2 separate regions of the Homo sapiens genome follow, and region 2 is linked to region 1. A link is a loop called in an ENCODE intact Hi-C map of the cell type or tissue named here. Cell type or tissue: breast epithelium. All regions are shown on one strand. Each heading gives the region's core, and the rest is flanking DNA. Links, peaks and the distances in the headings are about the cores only. Region 1 has its middle 69 kb from the start of COL5A1. Region 2 overlaps COL5A1 (collagen type V alpha 1 chain).

Region 1 (5,359 bases), core at 74-5,073:
AAGTCTGAATTGAGTTGAGGTTGTACGTGCAGCTGTGCGACTTGGTGCGTGTGTTGATCGCTTGGAAACGGTGTGTGAAGGTCACTGGAAGTTGTCTTCTTGAGATCCTTAAAGAAGCAGGTAAACTGAATAGCTGGATTTGTTTTTTCCTTCTGGGTAAACAGTCAGGAGAGGTTTCTGAGAGTGTGTCAAACATTTTCTCAGGATTTTCCAAAGCTTGCTTGGCAGTGGTGCTGGTGACATGAATTTGTGGTGCCCATGAGGAAATGTTTCTTTAAGAAAAGGTTCCATGTTTGCAAAATCGGAATTAGTGTCCAAATTAGTGACAGTCTGTGGTTTTGGAGCCCCCAGGGGGTTAGAAGTGCAGTAAAGTATCAGAGCTAAAAGCAAAGGCTTTAGGATCAGAAACACATCCCGACCTTGGCGGGCAGGTCTCAGCAAAGCGCTCCAAATCCGTGTCCTCATCTGGGAAGTGAGTGTGAGACCCGTGGATGAGGTTGCTGTGAACCTCGCGTGCTTAGCAGGTGCTGGTGCAGAACCGAACCCATGCCTGGCACCCGGCCCACGGCGGCTGCCAGTACCGCACTTGTTGCTGGGATTATCCTGCTTTACATGTTTCCAGCGTCACTGAGCAGGTGGGGACTCATTAGCTGCCGAGAAGCCTTCCGTTCATTCATGTCCCACATCTTCTGATGAGGATTTCAGGTCTCAGGTGGAATTGTTTAGGACATCGTGTTATTGGGATCGTAGTCAAAACTTTTTGGCCGGGCTGGGCGTTCTCATTTTGTGGCACAGCCCAGGGAACGAGTGGAGACCCTCCCTCTGCATCCAGACATCCTGGGCCTCTGCAGCCAAATCCACACTCTCTCTCCCAGGCATCTCTCCCCAGCCCACGGCAAGGCAGCCCTTCCTGTCTCTGCCAGCTCTGCCCTCATACGGGTGTCCTGCTGCCACTGTGACAAATGACCCCCCTGTGTAATGGCTCAAAACAATACAGTTTATTTTCTCACGGATCTGGGGGCTGGAAGTTCACAGTCAGTCTCATGGAGGGGAAGTCAAATTGCCAGCTGGCAGGACTGGCTCCTCCCAGAGGCTCTGGGGGAGAATCCGCAACCCTGCCTTTTCCAGCTTCTAGCGGCCTCCTGCCTTCCTTGGCTTGTGGCCCCTTCCTCTGTCCTCAAAGCACACCCTCCAACCTCCACTTCTGTGGCCCATCACTTCCTAATTCAGACTCCTCCAATCCTCCTGTCTCTCTCCTACGGGGAGCACTGTGACTGCCCCGGGCCCACCTAGATGAACCGGGTTAATCTCCCATCTCAAAATCCTTCATCACAGCTGCGAGGTCCCCTCTGTCCTATAAGATCACATCCTCAGTTTCAGAGATTAGGTCATGGGCATATCCAGCCGACCACACCCACCCATGGTTGCCCCTTTCTCCAGGAAGTTCCCAGGATAGATGGTGTGGGATGATGGAATCACCATCCCTCCCACATCCCTGCACGTGCTGTAGGGGGAAAGCCTGGCCCTGCATGGGTGGCCCCTTGGGAAACTCAGCCCCTCTTCCCAGGGCTCTGGTTCATCTCCTGGGAAACACTCTCCGCTCAGGCTGGGGCAGGCTGTCAGGATGCCCTGAGGCTGGCTGCATGTCCCTTCTCCCCATTTCAGCAGCACCCCTCTCCATACTACCCACCCCCACTCTGCCGCAGCACCAGTATATCAAGTATGACTGCCTGGACAAACACCCTGCTCCACTAGACTTGTGCCCTGCTAGTGTGGATGGGACTTGACTTCTGGTTGGATAGGTGCTGGATAGAGAGGTGTTGAGCTACCGGAAGTCAATGGGGGTTCCGTGAGCCCTCCGTGCGACAGCGGGCCTGGGGCTTGGGGTGCCAGTGGTCAGGCAGCTGCTGGAAATTGAAGTTGCCCTATAGCAAGCCTCCTTGGGACTCCCACTCTACTAGGTCATGGACCAGGGATGATGGGGGTGAGCCATCTTCTCCCAGGCTGTGGAGAACTCAGGGGCAGATAGGAGCCCAGGTGACCCGACAGTCCTACCGCCAGCCCTGTGCCTGATGACGGGGTGCAGCAGAGCTGGGGTCCCACCCGCCTGCCGCTGAGCGGGGGCCAGGACACTTCCTCTGTCTCCTATACCAAGGGCCTTCCCCAGTGATGCTTTCTGTTCATTCAGTGGTGTGTGTTGAGCACCTGCTGCATGCAGGTCCTGGGCTAGGAGTCAGAGGGTCGCCTGTGAGCACCTACTGTGTGTGAGTCCTTACCTGAGTGTCAGGAGGGTCGCCTGTGAGCACCTACTGTGTGTTGGTCCTTGCCTGGGTGTCAGAGGGGCGTCTGTGAACACCTACTGTGTGTGACTCCTTGCCTGGGTGTCAGGGGGCGCCTGTGAGCACCTACTGTGTGTGACTCCTTGCCTGGGTGTCAGAGGGGCGTCTGTGAGCACCTACTGTGTGTGACTCCTTGCCTGGGTGTCAGGAGGGTCGCCTGTGAGCACCTACTCTGTGTGACTCCTTGCCTGGGTGTCAGAGGGGCGTCTGTGAGCACCTACTGTGTGTGACTCCTTGCCTGGGTGTCAGGGGGCGTCTGTGAGCACCTACTGTGTGTGACTCCTTGCCTGGGTGTCAGGGGGCGTCTGTGAGCTCCTACTGTGTGTGAGTCCTTGCCTGGGAGTCAGAGGGTCGCCTGTGAGCACCTACTGTTTGTGACTCCTTGCCTGGGTGTCAGGGGGCGCCTGTGAGCACCTACTGTGTGTGACTCCTTGCCTGGGTGTCAGGGGGCGTCTGTGAGCACCTACTGTGTGTGAGTCCTTGCCTGGGTGTCAGAGGGGCGTCTGTGAGCACCTACTGTGTGTAAGTCCTTGCCTGGGTGTCAGGGGGCGTCTGTGAGCACCTACTGTGTGTTAGTCCTTGCCTGGGTGTCAGGGGGCGTCTGTGAGCTCCTACTGTGTGTGAGTCCTTGCCTGGGAGTCAGAGGGTCGCCTGTGAGCACCTACTGTGTGTGACTCCTTGCCTGGGTGTCAGGGGGCGTCTGTGAGCACCTACTGTGTGTTAGTCCTTGCCTGGGTGTCAGAGGGCGCCTGTGAGCACCTACTGTGTGTGACTCCTTGCCTGGGTGTCAGGGGGCGTCTGTGAGCACCTACTGTGTGTGACTCCTTGCCTGGGTGTCAGGGGGCGCCTGTGAGCACCTACTGTGTGTGACTCCTTGCCTGGGTGTCAGGGGGTGCCTGTGAGCACCTACTGTGTGTGACTCCTTGCCTGGGTGTCAGGGGGCGTCTGTGAGCACCTACTGTGTGTGAGTCCTTGCCTGGGTGTCAGGGGGCACCTGTGAGCTCCTACTGTGTGTTAGTCCTTGCCTGGGAGTCAGAGGGTCGCCTGTGAGCACCTACTGTGTGTGACTCTTTGCCTGGGAGTTAGAGGGTCGCCTGTGAGCACCTACTGTGTGTGAGTCCTTGCCTGGGTGTCAGGGGGCGCCTGTGAGCACCTACTGTGTGTTAGTCCTTGCCTGGGTGTCAGGGGGCGTCTGTGAGCTCCTACTGTGTGTTAGTCCTTGCCTGGGTGTCAGGGGGCGCCTGTGAGCACCTACTGTGTGTGAGTCCTTGCCTGGGTGTCAGGGGGCGCCTGTGAGCACCTACTGTGTGTGAGTCCTTGCCTGGGAGTCAGAGGGTCGCCTGTGAGCACCTACTGTGTGTGAGTCCTTGCCTGGGTGTCAGGGGGCGTCTGTGAGCTCCTACTGTGTGTGAGTCCTTGCCTGGGAGTCAGAGGGGCGCCTGTGAGCACCTACTGTGTGTTAGTCCTTGCCTGGGTGTCAGGGGGCGTCTGTGAGCACCTACTGTGTGTGAGTCCTTGCCTGGGTGTCAGGGGGCGCCTGTGAACACCTACTGTGTGTGAGTCCTTGCCTGGGAGTCAGAGGGTCGCCTGTGAGCACCTACTGTGTGTTAGTCCTTGCCTGGGTGTCAGGGGGCATCCGTGAGCTCCTACTGTGTGTGAGTCCTTGCCTGGGAGTCAGAGGGGCGCCTGTGAGCACCTACTGTGTGTGAGTCCTTGCCTGGGTGTCAGAGGGGCGTCTGTGAGCACCTACTGTGTGTTAGTCCTTGCCTGGGTGTCAGAGGGGCATCTGTGAGCACCTACTGTGTGTTAGTCCTTGCCTGGGTGTCAGGGGGCACCTGTGAGCTCCTACTGTGTGTGAGTCCTTGCCTGGGAGTCAGAGGGTCGCCTGTGAGCACCTACTGTGTGTGACTTCTTGCCTGGGTGTCAGGGGGCGTCTGTGAGCACCTACTGTGTGTGAGTCCTTGCCTGGGAGTCAGGGGGCGCCTGTGAGCACCTACTGTGTGTGAGTCCTTGCCTGGGTGTCAGGGGGCGTCTGTGAGCTCCTACTGTGTGTGAGTCCTGTGCTAGATGCTTCAGGGCACTGCTGAGTGGCAAAGCACATGGGCAGAGAGACAGACACCCACCTCCAGCACCATGTAGAAAACCCCACGTGGGGTGCTCCCAGGGGCCCACGGGAACATGGAACAGGGAGAAGGTTCAGCCCAGAAAGGTGGTTGGCCAGGGAAACCATGGAGGTGCTGGAGGAAAAGGTCCAGGTACTTTGGGCAGATCCAGCTCTTCTCCCTCATCACAGACTTTCCCGTGTGCCCTTCTGTCAGGGCTGGAGTCACTAGGCTTGAGGTCTGTGGCAAGCCCCGGGCTTCTCTGGGCCTCAGTTTCCTCCCCGATCAATAGGCATAGTGCACTTGCCCTGCTTTTTCAGATGAGACGATGGTGGCGCTGGGGCCTTGTGTACTTGGCACTCTCTGATTTCAGAGGAGCATTTTGAGTTTTCTCCAGCCCTGGGCACCTACCTGGCCCTCTCTGTCTCCTGCCCGTTCCGTGGTGGTTCCCTGTGCAGCAGGCCTTCCTTGGTATCTAACCCACTGAAGGCAAGACATGTGAGGGCGTGGGTGCCCCTGACGGCTCCCACTTGGGCTGGGGCTGCCCTTGACCTCCACTCGTCAGCCATCAGAATCCCTTCTGCTGTTTGCCTTGGCCTGGGTGCCTCCCTGCAGCCTCAGTGCCCCAGCAGTCAATGTAAACCTGCCCTGCCTCAGGAATTCCAGACACAGCCTGCCCCGAGGGGCCCCAAGGGGAAGGGAGGGATGGCTGCATTCTTGGAAATGCCGAGGAACTGGGAACCAGATATCCCCCCACTAGCATCCCACAGCCCTGGATTCAGATCCTCTGGAAGCACCCAGTGGGGTGCCCAGCATGCGGCCCATGGTGGACCCTGTTCACAAATTTAACCCAGCTGATCAGAGCCTGTCTGGGTGCTGGGAGACGGAGGGAATGAGGCTGGCATAGGTCTTGGTCTC
Region 2 (5,359 bases), core at 227-5,226, 87 kb after region 1:
TATAGATAATATGGGGGTGGGGTGTAGGTGTAGTTTATAGATAATATGGGGGTGGGGTGGGAGTGTAGTTTATAGATAATATGGGGGTGGGGTGGGGGTGTAGTTTATAGATAATATGGGGGTGGTGTAGGGGGTGTAGTTTATAGATAATATGGAGGGTGGGTTGGGGGTGTAGTTTATAGATAATATGGGGGGTGGGGTAGGGGGTGCAGTTTATAGATAATATGGGGGGTGAGGGCTGTGGAACCTTCCTCTGTATTCAGTTCCCAGGAGCTTCTCCAGATGAGTTTCCTTTGCCCGGGGGTGCCAGGCCTGACGGGGAAGGGCAGGGGGTGGGACAGGACCTGCCTGGACTCCTGGAGAGGACTCTGATGTCTTCTGGGGAGGGGGCACAGAGTCAGTGGCCTGGCTTATGGCCTGGGGGCCGTTTGGCAGATGAATAAGCTCAGACTTAGAAGGTGTGGGTTCCTGGTGTCACAGGCTGGTGAGGAGTGGGGAGACCAGGCCTGGGAGTCCTGGCCTGTCGGGTGGGCTTCACTGACGAGGGATGGGCCGGGCACGGAGATGCTGCTGGCTATGGCGGACTGCACTCGGAGTCCTGTCGCTGGGGAAAGCAACCCTGCCCGTCTCTTGCCACCGTCAGGGGACGGTGTTCAAAACTGGGTCTTTTCTCAGCCTCAGTGGGCTGGAGGGGTCCCAGGCTTTCTAATGCAGGGGCTTTCTGCCCAGGGCAGGCTCTGAGGACCAATGTTCACCCTACAACCGTGGTGGTGGGCAGCTCGCCCCTCTGTGAGCAGGCAGCACCCACGCTGGGAGGTTCTGGACCCCGGCCTCCGCAGCCCATAGGTTTCACCATTACCCTGAAAATCTCCTTGCTCACCAGTGATAAAGGAAAGCAGCTCCGAAGTGCAGACACCCGCTCCCTCTTTCTTTCCTTTTCTGGCTGCCCGGGTCTCCAGTTCTGCTGGGACAGCCCTGGGAGGGGCAGCCCAAGCCAAGCCTGCATGTGCCCCCGCCCCTGCACGTCCCCCCGCCCCTGCTGGGCCTGTCCTTGCACGCCCTGGGCCCCTTCACATGCATACGCTCCCACCTCCCCTTCCTGCAGCTAGGGCCTGGCCGATTACAAACAGCTGCCTAGCCCTCAAGCAGGATTTGCAGGCCCCGGAGAGGGGCTATAGTCCGAGGGCAGTGTGGGCCTAAAGGCATGTCGGGGGTCTTAATGGAAGCCGACGCCCCTCTTGTACCCTGCCCGGCTTCTGTCCCCTGGAGGGTGGCGGGGGGTGGGGCAGGCACCCTGTGGTTGTGCGGAGAGCAGCTGGGAGGCTCTGGCTCCAGGCCTGGAGGGGAGGGGCTGCTGGGCTCCAGGTGGGCTCTGGGGTCCTGGCCCTCTTCAAGGTCTCTCCGGAGCCCGGAAACTGAAATGTCAGTTAAGGTAGAAATTCACATGAGACATACGAGGGAGGGGTTCGCTGAGACTTTTCTCTGCAGGTGAAGAGTAGGACTCTCTGGGACTTGTCTTCTTCTGACCTGACCCCAAGTGCCTTCACACTGTGTTTTATCCCGATGGCCTCTGTGTAAGGCAGGAGGTGTCATCCCATTTTACAGGTGAGAAGCAGGCTCAGAGGCCCTGCAGCTAGGAAGTGGCAGAGTTAGGCCTTTAAAATAGCCTTTGAGGCCGGGTGTGGTGGCTCAGGCCTGTAATCCCAGCACTTTGGGAGGCTGAAGCGGGTGGATCACAAGGTCAGGAATTTGAGACTGGCCAATATGGTGAAACCCTGTCTCTACTAAAAATACAAAAAACTTAGCCGGGCGTGATGGTGCATGCCTGTAATCCCAGCTACTTGGGAGGCTGAGGCAGGAGAATTGCTTGAACCTGGGCGGCAGAGGTTGCAGTGAGCCGAGATGGCGCCATTGCACTCTAGCCTGAGCGACAGAGACTCCATCTCAAAACAATAATAATAATCATAATCATAAAAAAGCCTTTGAGTTGTGGGCATTTGATTCTGTCCAGCTGCTTGGGAACATGCCTGATATGAGTCCAGGCCTTCCGAGAGTGCCAAGTAGCCAAGGAAGGTGGGGTTTTGGTCCCTATCTGAAGGACGGTTGCACTTTTTTTCTTTGGGGTCTTCATCCCTGCAGTAGGCACTGAGAGAGAGGAGCAGGAGGAATGTGAAGTCCGGTGACCCCACCAACAACCCTCTGTCCTCCCTGCCCTCCTGCATCACCATGGCCCTGGTGGCGGGTCTCAGGAGGGAGCGGGGCCTTTTGGATCCTGTCACTCAGCAGCCTCTTCCAAAGCCCACAGAGCCGTGGGCTCCACAGGCGCCCCGAGTACCGTCCTCGATGAGATCTGCGGATTAGATCTGGAGCCTGTGCCCAGCTGTGTGTGCACTGTTTGCTTAAGGGGGTGAGCTGCCCTGGTCTGAGTCAGTTTTTCCATTTTAGCGGGAAGGAAAGAGTGATAGGGGAGGATTATCGCCAGGTAGGTGCTGCCTGTTTAGTTTCAGCCGACACACGGCCAAGGAGAAATGGGGCCCAGCAAGCCAGATGCTATAGCAGATAAGGCGCAGGCGGGCCAGGGGTAGAAATGGACCAGATGTTTCAGGAACTGAGCTGGAATAGCATCACAAAACCCCTCCTGGGTCAGGGACCTGGGCCACGATCCACATCTTTAAACCATCAGCATTTCAGAAAAGAAAAATGCAAACTCTGAGAGAAGCAGTGCCCCAGGCCTGATTTCCAAGTCCACCCTTTATCCTATTAGCAGAACGATGTGTTCTATGTGCCATGAGAGTCCTCAGGTTTGCCAAGGACCAGGCTCAAAAGAGTTTTACTCTTGGTTTTCACTTAAAATGGACCATGAGTCCTAAAGAATTGTCAAAGTCCTCTGAAGATTCGCTACCTGGGTAACTCACCTACGCCTACTGTATGCCCCAGACAGATTCTATTAGGAAAAGTTAGGAAGTTTCAATTTATTAGAAACCAGTGGAATAGAGATGCTGCTGCATATGTGGTCTTAGGCATTTCTAGTTTCAGGTCACCTCAGTAGCCAGAATTCACTGTAAACAGTGGTAACCCAAAGCCCTAGTTCATGCTCATGACATCAAAGCCTCAAACTTCAGTGTCTAGCTAGAGACCAGTGGTGGGAGTGGTGCCCCTGGAGGTTAAGGAGGGTATTGCATCCCAGCTCTACTAGACATTGTGAAAACCTAGGCTTGGCCTGGGTTGTACTAGAGTACTCATGGTGCGACCTCAAAACCATAACTTTCTTCTGTGCCTCAGTTTCTTCATGTGTAAAATGGAGCTGATGATGTCTCTCTACCTCATAGATTTGTGGTGAGCATCTAAGGAGGCACAGTTTAGATCTCTATAGAAACAGGCAAGGTCTCTTTGAGTTCTTCTTGCATCTCAGAGTGCCTGCCACTGTGAGGTGCTCAGTGAATGGTCACTGGGTTGAATTGTGAGTGCTTTGTAAACTCAGAGGGTGCTGACCAGCCCAGAGAATTGCTATGTTTTGAAGTAGCTCTCTGAAGTGGGGTGGAGAGCAGATGTTAGAAGCTGTGAACCATGCACCTGGGTTCTTTTAGGGGAGGATGGAAGGTACCAGAAGAGTGATCTCAGCTTACCACACCCACCACTGGCTGGCAGAGGTGGGGTATGCTGGGTTTGCTGACCCCAAAGAGGCTGGGTGGGAGAGGAAGCCGAGAGTTGCCTAGGGTGGCCTGGGGAGTTTGGTTGGGGAAGTGTCGGGGACACTATTCTCGGTGCTGCATCCAGGGAAGCTGCCCATCAGCCTTCCTTGGATTGGGATCTTTGGGATCAGGGATTCACTAATTGTCCCACATCTGACATTAATCTGGGCTCAGCCATGTGTTGCTGAGCTTCACACAGCTGTTTGCACCACCCCAGATCTTTCAAGGGGTCCCCAAGCAGATGACCAGTTTGCAGCAGGGCGTGTGTGTGAGGTACAGGAGCCTCCAGTCCTGTGGGCAGATGCTGACGGATGGGCTGATGGCTCCCAGCACCAACTGCTTTCTGTCGGTGACTTTCACTCCACCCACCAGTCCTGTGAGGTCAGTACGGTTCTCCTGACTCTGTGAGGACGTGCCCAGTTGACTTGGCCAATAGGGAGCAGAGCTGAGACTTGGTGGCTCTCTTAGACGCCAGTGTCCCCTCTGTGCTGCACCCATACCCCCCTCCCCATGCAACCCTGCCCAGCCCACTGCATCTTCCTGAGAGTTTTCCCAGATGTCACCCAGCACCTTCTTAGCTGTAATCTCTCCAGGCCCTTTCAACCTAAATGTCTTTAATTCTGGGATCAATCATCTCACCCTATAAATGACTCCCAGGAGCTCTTCCAGCTGTGCTCCAGAATTCCTTAAGCAGTGCCAACCTCGCTGTTCCTCCGACCGCTTCTTCCCTTTCCAGCCCTTCCCTCCAGCGGCTTCTGTTCTCTAGGATGCTAAGGCGAGTCCCAGGATGGCATTCAACTGGACACGGATGCCAGTGTTGTGAGTGCTCCATGCTGAAAGCCGCCTTCTCTGGGGCGGTTACTCACGCAGAGGCGGGAACCTGACTCTGTGCCTGTCTGTTGGCTTCCGTAATCCAGCCCTCCCTGTGCTGAGTTTAAGCCCAAATGAAATTACTGGGCTCTAAGTATGTGCCTTTCTCCATAAAATGTGATGCCTGGTCAATATCTTGGCCAAAAAAAAAAAAAAAAAAAAATTCCTCTGAAGGAGGGTAGTCTGGTCTCTTTCTAGTCACTTGTGAAAATATTTCCTGATCTGATCTCTGCAGTCGTGTACGCGGCCAGCACATAACTGCCCCCAGGCAGGGCCCTGACTTCCAGGCCGCTCAGGGCAGCTACCCTCCCTGGGATATGTCAAGCTGAGGGCTTCGCACATTCTTCTCTGACAACTCAGCTGGTTTCCAGCCCAGTCCGGCTGCCTCCTTCTTTTCCACTTTGACTTTCCTAACAGCCTGGGAAGCTCTGAAGCCTGTGTTTTCAGGCCTGCCGGTGCCAGTGGAGCTGGCCTAGGCCTCCCCAGCACCCTTCCTGACCCCTACGTAGATGCCCAGTGCTGCCTGCCAAGGACTTTGAATCTCTCCAGTGGGGACATTCCGCGCTCCTTGGGTGATGGGAGGCTGAGGGTAGAAGTGAGGGTTGATTTAAGAGAGCAGCCCAGATGGAAGGGCCTCTGGGGGTTGTTCTCCACCCTCATGCTCTGCAGCCCATATCTCTCCTCTGATCTCTCTCCCGGCCTCAGCTTTCACAGCTCTAGAGTGAGGTGGGGACATGGACGGCTGCCAGCTTGGATGGGGACGGGCTAACTCGCATGAAACCCTCTGGGCTGCAAAG

What was found. A loop is a pair of places that touch in the nucleus more often than their neighbours do. Peaks named below come from ENCODE experiments on the same cell type or tissue, not always from the same donor. Only the 100,000 strongest peaks of a DNase experiment are listed, where the experiment ranks them.
Region 2: it touches region 1 in a loop (19-fold over the local background); 1 of 110 quality-filtered maps calls a loop at or near these places.

The regions. Positions count from the first base shown.
Region 1 is chr9:134,570,568-134,575,926 of GRCh38, forward strand. No RefSeq gene overlaps it. Among named protein-coding and RNA genes, the nearest start is that of COL5A1, 69 kb to the right of the region's middle. RefSeq lists an enhancer at 1,936-1,985. In breast epithelium, for the core only: no CTCF peak of the experiment used is centred there; no DNase peak of the experiment used is centred there.
Region 2 is chr9:134,657,439-134,662,797 of GRCh38, forward strand. The region is part of intron 1 of COL5A1 (collagen type V alpha 1 chain); the gene reads left to right. Among named protein-coding and RNA genes, the nearest start is that of COL5A1-AS1, 7.3 kb to the left of the region's middle. RefSeq lists an enhancer at 142-949. In breast epithelium, for the core only: a CTCF peak has its summit at 3,134; a DNase peak (open chromatin) is centred at 4,904; H3K4me3 peaks cover 377 bases; H3K27ac peaks cover 3,430 bases.